Linked DNA regions of Homo sapiens: region 2 is linked to region 1. Evidence: chromatin contacts called from ENCODE Hi-C or POLR2A ChIA-PET data. All regions are on one chromosome and are shown on one strand. Each heading gives the region's core, a stretch centred on a gene start or an enhancer-like site at or near the end of the contact. The rest is flanking DNA. Distances are from core to core; before and after follow the strand shown. Region 1 overlaps C9orf85 (chromosome 9 open reading frame 85). Region 2 has its middle 74 kb from the start of C9orf85.

What was found. Hi-C counts contacts between places; a loop is a spot of excess contacts on that map. ChIA-PET counts read pairs that join two places held with the same protein, here RNA polymerase II (POLR2A). Pooled maps may share reads with other maps.
Region 2: a map of IMR-90 shows a loop between it and region 1 (3-fold over the local background). The contact joins two enhancer-like sites. A Hi-C loop is called at or near these places in 4 of 168 maps with a recorded cell type or tissue (IMR-90, breast epithelium, gastrocnemius medialis and 1 more) and 2 of 50 pooled maps. POLR2A ChIA-PET finds 5 or more read pairs at or near these places in 2 of 52 experiments (HEK293 and MCF 10A).

What each region holds. Positions count from the first base shown.
Region 1 is chr9:71,942,193-71,946,368 of GRCh38, reverse strand. The region is part of intron 1 of C9orf85 (chromosome 9 open reading frame 85); the gene reads right to left. Among named protein-coding and RNA genes, the nearest start is that of C9orf85, 33 kb to the right of the region's middle. Within about 2 kb of position 1,453, at least 4 of the 41 ENCODE cell types and tissues checked have a DNase peak (open chromatin) inside an H3K27ac peak, as active enhancers do.
Region 2 is chr9:71,983,270-71,987,465 of GRCh38, reverse strand. It overlaps a transcript of C9orf85 not described here. Among named protein-coding and RNA genes, the nearest start is that of C9orf85, 74 kb to the right of the region's middle. Within about 2 kb of position 2,901, at least 5 of the 41 ENCODE cell types and tissues checked have a DNase peak (open chromatin) inside an H3K27ac peak, as active enhancers do.

The DNA of each region.
Region 1 (4,176 bases), core at 204-2,703:
CTCATATTTGAAGACTATCATTTCAACAATTCAAATCCTCCCCGTGAGTTGGAATTAAACTGAGAAATTGGGCTGTCCTGAATTGTCAGTTTGTTGAAGAGAACAGAGACTGAAATTTGAGGAAGGGGTGCCAGGGAGAAGCAGCTGGAAGCAAAAAGGCATTTCATTTTTCAGTTTTATGCTTTTGAATTCTCATGTTAAAAAAGTTTTAGAAAAGTTCCCCCTACTAACTTGGTTTCTTCAAACTTAAATAATATGTATTTGTATGTAAATATCTGTAGTGGAGAAAGGGCTTTATAAGGAAAAGTTTTTTATTGTAATTTTCTTTTCAAAATGTGTTGGGAAAGAAGGAAGATAGGAAAAATTTAAATGTGTCATGTATTTTCTCTAATAGTTTTATATTTTTGTAACATACTCATTTGATTCAGGACACAGACTATATATTTTCACTGAGTACTCTGAGAATTCTCTAGTTTGCTTTGGCTGTGAAAGCTTGGTCTTTGCCTATTGTTGGAATAATGAGCAGAAGACATTTAAAATTTTCTTTGCTTCTTTTGTTTTCTTTTAAAATTTCTCAAGGGGAGAAAGAAATGCACCACAAGTATGCAGATTCTTTGGGAGGCTATTAGATATTAAGTTAAAAGCACAATGTTTACATCAGATCATCTGAAAGAAACAATTTTTGAACAGCGCTTGATATTCTTGAAAGTTCTAAACAAAAAGATAAAATATTTGATAAAACATTTATTCAATGAGAAAATATTTTAGAAATATTGTGAAAAACCATAAATTAAGCTGTGAATATATTTCATTTTATTTAATTTTTCTCTTTCTTCAAGGAATCTTCACCATCAGGAAGTGTGAATATATTATGTTTAACTTTGTGATGAGAAATACATTCTGTTACTTACAAATTGTGTATGGGTGCATTCCTTCCTTCTGGACATAGATGGAGAGTCCCAGTTCTGCATGCTACTATATCCCCTGCTTACTCTAGGCCCCTAACTGTTGCCAGAAAGAAGGAAATCTGTGCCTACACACCAAACTCTTCGTCCTCTCAACCTTTGTACTTATTAATAGTTATCATGGACAAAGCTAGCTAAGAAATGCAGAAGCAAAGTTCACATTCATCATTTGTCTTCTCTGTCGTCTAGAACATCTTACTAAGCATTACTTATATTTCCTTAACTGAATGACTTTGAACTATGACTTCAATATGAATGTGATATTAACTTCCTAATTGGAACATTCTTAGAACACAGACATTTCACTACCTGCAATTTTATTGTATATAACACATTCTGCTTGTTAACTAGGAAGCATTCTTTGGTTCCTTGTTTGTTTCTGTATCCAATTTCTGACCAGTTCATCTTGATTTACAAAGCTGTGCAGAGTTTGGAAACTGGTTTCTTTAGGGTGGATCAACAGTAGAACAAAACAGGTCTTTGTGGGAACTTGTCCTGTGAGTGATGTGTGAAGCAGTATAAATAGATATGTTGTACAGGGTTCATATGACTAACAGGCACTACTATCAAATTAAACTTGATTTTTATGTGTTAAGAAATTAATGAGAGTAAGAATGAGAAAGAATAGTACTTTTCACTTAAAAATAGGTGCAGAAGAAAGAAAAGTATATACCTGTTTTACCATTCTTTGGCAAAACAGAAGTGAATTCCAGAGATGTGAGCAAAGAAAGTTAATCCTAGTTCTAGGAATCCTTCTGCCTGGGGGGAAGGAAATGACAATCTAACCTTATTCACATTTATATTTACAATTAACCCTATTTTGGCAATTACTTTTAGTGTATCCCTCATGGTAGAAGATCATAGGTAATTAAGGTTAAAACTTAAGTCTGTCCAAATATAAAATCAAAAGTTTTATAAATACAAAAGCCTATAAAGGTCATTTAGTTCGTTCAACAAGCTACTTTCCAGATTTGTGAAGAAAAAAAAAATCTTCAGTGGAAGAGTCCACTGAACTTAGGAATCAGTGAAAGAAGAAACCCTTACTTATCAAATGAATACTTTTCAAAGTTAGAATAAACTTAAGGAACATCAAAAAACATGCCTACTTAATATATACATAACGTCTTAAAAATGTCTTAGCCATCATTCCTACAACTTTTTTTTTTTTTTGAGACAGAGTCTCACTCTGTTGCCCAGACTGGTGTGCAGTGGGGCAATCTTAGCTCACTGCAACCTCTGCCTCCTGGGTTCATGCAATCCTCCTGTCTCGGCCTCCTGAGCAGCTGGGATTACAGGCGTGCACCAGCATGCCAGCTAATTTTTGTATTTTTAGTAGAGATGGGGTTTCGCCATTTGGCCAGGCTGGTCTCGAACTCCTGGCCTCAAGTGATCCACTTGCCTTGGCCTCCCAAAGTGCTGGGATTATAGGCGTGAGCCACCGCACCCGGCCTATACAACATATATTTTAGAGTCAGTGTTGTTATTGCTGCTTTAAGCATTCTATTTGTTGTCAAACAATATATCTTTAACACAGTAATGCCATACAGAAGTTGGGTGAGAAAGGGCCGGGTGCGGTGGCTCACACCTGTAATCCCAGCACTTTGGGAGGCCGAGGCAGGCAGATCACCTGAGATTGGGAGTTCAAGAACAGCCTGACCAACATGGAGAAACCCCGTCTCTACTAAAAGTACAAAATTAGCCGGGGTGCTGGCGCATGCCTGTAATCCTAGCTACGCTGGAGGCTGAGGCAGGAGAATCCTTTGAACCTGGCATTTGGAGGTTGCAGTGAGCTGAGATCGTGCCATTGCACTCCAGCCTGGGCAACAAGAGCGAAACTCCTTCTCAAAAAAAAAACAAAAAACAAAAAAAAGAAGCTGGGCGAGAAAGGACTTCAACTCCCAAGAAGGTAGCAAGAGCAAATTGTAAATATTATATCTGTATCAACATGCTGATGCTGAAAAATATTTTATAAAGTATCATTTAACAGAAGGAAGATACTACGGTAGTTGAAAAGAAATTTGAATACCATTCAAAAGCAACTAAAATAATTTTTCCTTAGGTTTTTTTTGTACATAATTCTTTCAGAATTGCCAAAGGTAAAACAAAGGCCTGTTTACTCCTCTTAACTGAAAACAAAAAACAAACAAAAACAGAATTAAAAAAATGAAATTCTCAAAGAAAAATGCCAATGCCAATTCCAATGCTAAAAATCTATTTCCATAAACTGGCTTTGTTCTTTTCCCTGCAGTACTCTTCTCCTAAAATAAGGTATTTTATGCCACTACTGCTGTAACAATGTTACTCCAGAAATAGAAACTTTTATATCTTATTTAATCATATTTAAAAGTAGGTACTTTGAAATTTGCTGGAAAGAGTCCCTTATTCTAAATTTGGCTAGAGGATAAAAGATCCCTGGATTTGGGGGCAAGAACTCACGTGACTAATAACAATAATGTGAAAATCTGACTTTTAGGCTGCTGCTTCCTTTTTTTTTTTTTTTTGAGTCGGAGTCTCACTCTGTTGCCCAGGCTGGAGTGCAGTGGCATGATCTTGGCTCACTGCAACCTCTGTCTCCCAGGTTCAAGTGATTCTCCTACCTCAGGCTCCTGAGTAGCTAGGATTACAGGCACACGCCACCATGCCTAACTAATTTTTGTATTTTTAGTAGAGACAGGGTTTTGCCATGTTGGCTAGGCTGGTCTCGAACTCCTGACCTCAAGTGATCCGCCCACCTTGGCCTCCCAAGGTGCTTGGATTACAGGTGTGAGCCACAGCACCTGGCTTTAGCCTGTGAGTTTCAAATCATAAACTACATTATTTAAATTCCTTTAAATATGGCTAGAACATTGTTGGACATAAAGTATCTTACAAAACACAACCAAAAAATAGAGGAGGGAATCAGAATGAGAGAAAAGTAAGGGCAGGAGGGAAATTACAAAGCAGTCAGGAGTGCAGCTGGAAAGTGCACTTGTTAGAGATGGGCCACAAATGAAATCTGAGCTTTCTAGCACCCAGTAAAACATAACTCATTGTCTGTAACATGCCAAAAATCCAGTTTCTCAGAAGCAGCACAAGTATTCTTGTTACTGAAGTGCAAAGTTTCATCTTTCCTATACCATGTGATACAGTAAGCGATGCTCGCAAAAATGTCCTTACAACACAAAGCATTTCACAGAACTGTTTTCTATCCTGGTTCTCAATGTAGGCCAGT
Region 2 (4,196 bases), core at 1,652-4,151, 40 kb before region 1:
TCAGCTACTCATGGAGGCTGAGGTGGGAGGATCCCTTGAGCCCACAAATTAGGAGTTCAAGTCCAGCCTGGGCAACATAGCAAAACCCCATCTCTTAAAAAACCTTTTTTTATCTAAAAAAAAAAAAATAGCTGCCCTACGTGTTCTACCCAACTCCAACAGAATGACATCAAAGTAACTGGAACATAATGGCACAGAGCACAGCATTTCAAAAGACGGTATCAGGTAAAACTGACAGCATTTAATACAGCACCAGCTGAACAAAGATTTCGGCTCTCTTTGAATGATTTCATAGGTAGACATCAGCCAGTCCAGCCCGTGTTTTTGATGCACAGTGCTTAAGATGTGCTCCCTGAAGTGAGATCACCCAGCCTGTGGCTTTAAAGTGATAGCTGAGTGATGGATGGTAATTTCCCATCTATTATGATAAGACTCCCTTTCCAAAGGATTTTTCTGCATTCTGCTAAGTGACTCTGGTTTTCATTTCCCTAACACATTTTTCTTCCCTGAATGCCTTTCTGATATGCCTTGTTTAAATAGTCAGTGGCTTATTGAAATTTTCAGGGACTTGTTTCTGCCTGCTACAGAATGATTTTTTTTTTTTAATATCACCTTGATTTGTTAGGATGCATTTGACCTCCTGTCACTGACAGGAGAAGGGGTGAGGTCTTCTTCTGCAGACAGTAAAGAGCAGGCAGTTTTATTTCTCAGATCCTTTTACAAGATTTGAGGAGTAAGGAAGAGACAGCAGATGGTTTTGAAGAGATTCAATCACCCATGGGTACTGCTGCAGAATGTGGGTCCTGCAGGCACGCAAATATTCAAAACAAACTAAACCTTTAAATAAATAGAGACCATGCCATTACCTTCTCAATTTGGGACGATAGACATTGATATATACATTTTAACTTAATATCAACATGAAATCAAAGGGCTATGTTCATCTTTTAGTGACCACAGATGGTACAAATACCAAGGTAGATGCCAAATATACCAAGCGATGGTGGGCTGGGGTACCGGTTACTCCACCTGAGGATTACATTTTATTTTTTGTAAATCTTTACTACTAACAAGTAACGCATATACAGTAAAGTGTGCAAATTTAAGAGTATGGCTCAGTGTATATATATATTTATGTGCAGTGTGTGTATATGTACTTAACTATCATCAGATCGAGAAGTAGAACATTTCTAGCACTCTGGAAGGTTCCCTTGTGCTCTCTTCTAATTATTACCACCCTACCCCCAAGGGTAATCACTATCCTGACCTCAATCACCATAGATTAGTTTCACCTGTGTTTGATTTTCACTTAAAGGAATGATACGATATTACTTCTTTTGTGTCCAGTTCTTTTTGGTTCATTATGTTGTGAGATTCAGCCATGTTATAATGCACATCACTAGTTTATTTCTTTTTATTGCTAAAGAGTATTTTATTGTAAATATATATCACAATTCTTTATTCTTTCTGTCACTTATGGGCATTTAATTTCTTTGAATAAATTTAACAAGTTGCAAATGAATATTTAGCAAATTGCACTCAGATTAAAATAACAAAATAATCTCTTATCAGAAGCTAAGAAATACATTTTCCTCCTCCTCATCCATATCCAAAGACGGTTCTGAAAATGCCTTTTCTTCTCTATTATAGCAACACCTAGTGGCTTGAGAAGGCCAGGTCTAGAGGTATGCATTTACGGCTGGGAAACACTGACCTTTAGCTTTGAAGACCTCAGGTAGCACCTAGGCGTCGGCTATAACCGCATAACAATGGTCCCCATCTGAAACCATTTAAGTCAGAATCTTTGGAGGAAGAGGCCAGGATTGGTAGGTTATAAAAGTTGCCCAGATGATTTTAATGTGCAGCCAAGGCTAAGAGCTACTTATCTAGACCAGTGGTTTGCAAACTTTTGTCAAATAATCAGAATCGCGTTTCAAACACAGATTGCTGGGCCCCGCCCACAGAGTATGTTTCAGTAGGTCTAGGGCAGAGCCCAAGAATTTGCATTTCTAACAAGTTTCCCAGGTAATATTGATGCTGCTAGTCCAGAAACCACATGATAAGAACCACCGATCTAGACTAAGTCTGTTATTTAACGCAAGAAAAAAACTGCAGGCCAGACAGTTGAAGCAATTTGCTGGAGTCATGGAGTCAGATAGTGACAAAGTTGTAACTAGAACAAAGGCCTCACAATTACTTTCCTCTCATCAGATATATCTAAGCTTGGATACTGCTGAATGTTATGCCATTTGAAGCTATGTAAAGAGATCACTCCCCCGCAATAAAAATGTAAAACAAATAGATGTTTGGAGAGGTGGGTGAGGTAACTCTTTTCCATAAACGTATTTGCAAAAACGTAAACATCCTGAGAAAGCGGAAGCAGAACACATACACGAGGACCAGTACTTGATGAGGACAAGAGAGATGGGAAACAGGCTGTGGAATTCCTTTCGGCACCCTGAATGTTAACCCCTGCTCAGGAAAGGGTGCATCTGTCTTCATCATGCCTCTCTCTCCTCCCCTCCTCCAGCCACCTCCCAAAGGCAGAGCTGCCGCAACCTGCCTGGCCCATGTGGTGGCAAGTCACCCAGTCAGGAGACACCCTGGCCAGTAGTTTATCTCTTTCTTCCACATCTCTCCTATAACACAAGATTTACTGTGTTGGTGTATTTTCCCATGACTCCTAAATCTCACTCACACTTGCCCCTTACAATAAGATTTTCCCAAATATGGCTGGCTTGTCTCCAACAGTTGTGGCCCACATCTGCCAGTTAGACAGCCCTGTGCCTGAGTCTGTAGCGCAACAGCTGTGGGGCTGGGTGTGAGCCTGTCCTCCTAGCTATGCTAAGCATGCTGTAATGACACACTACCCTGGCAGCTTGGACCTTTGCCTGCTGAGCCATTTTGGCCTGCCTTAGTGGCTCCCTGAACTGTATCAGGGTGTCACATGGCAGGAGAGCTTTGCCCGTGGAGCTGGGGAATCTGTATTTTAAATACATGTTACAGGTGATTCTAAAGTACACTTCTGGGAAGTGTGGACATTTTCAGCTCAGGATTTAAGAAGGAGCAGATTTATTCTACCAATGGGAACAGAGAAGAGAGAAAGGAAACTGCATCAACCAGAGATTGCAGGTGCAGAGCATTCTCATGTAAGATATTTAAAAAACTGTTTTCTGCAGAAAAAAACTGATGAAGATTAATTTTTGAATAAGGACATATGCAAAGACTTAAGGACTGTCTGCTATGGAATAAAAGGCAGCCAGTCTAGTGGTGGACAAGAGCAACTTGAGGGGGAAGAAACCCCAAACAGAACAAAACAAAGAGGGTCTAGAATATACCAAAACGATCTCTGCAACTACAGTGGTTACATCAACAGTTTCTTAGGAAAAATCGGGCTAATACCAAAATTCACATTTTGGCTTTGATGGTTTGCTGTATAAACAGTTTTCATCATTAAAGGAAGGTCCAGTTATTCTTTTTTTCTTTCACAAAGTCCCTGATTGAATCACCTCCTCCTTCCAGCATGTTTGTTTATTTACATACATACAGAGACACAAGTACATACATACATATATCCTATTACTGGCATCTCACTTTGACTTAAAGATGATGAAAGCCATTTCAGTCACTATCTCAGGGGATGCCACTTCCCTTACCTCCCCTGTCACGTTGGACATACCCACAATAGACCCAATACAGAAGAAAACAAAAATTCTTAGAAGTTCATACTGACTTACCTACTGAAGCAATGTACCAGATTACGTGTTCTTTACATGCCTTCCAATTCTAAAAATCTATAAGAAATCACAACTGCACACACAACAGGTGCTCTACAGTTTTGTAAATGATGCAGTATGTGCCCAGGCGTGGCAGCAGATAGACTTTCAGGCTTCAGGAGTCCAAACCTCTGTCAATACCAGGATTATTATCCACACCGTTAGTTTCTTAATGTGAAGGATATCTCAAAATTGATGTATAACACATTACAGACAGCGAGAAAATATTTCCAAATTATATCTGATAAAGGACTTGTATCTAGAATATATATAAAAGACTCATAACTCAATGGTAAGAAAACAACCCAATTTTTAAAATGGGCAACACATCTGAATAGACATTTCACCAGTGAAGATATAGGATTGGCTAATAAACACATGAAAAGATGTTCAGTCGGCTGGGTGCAGTGGCTCATGCCT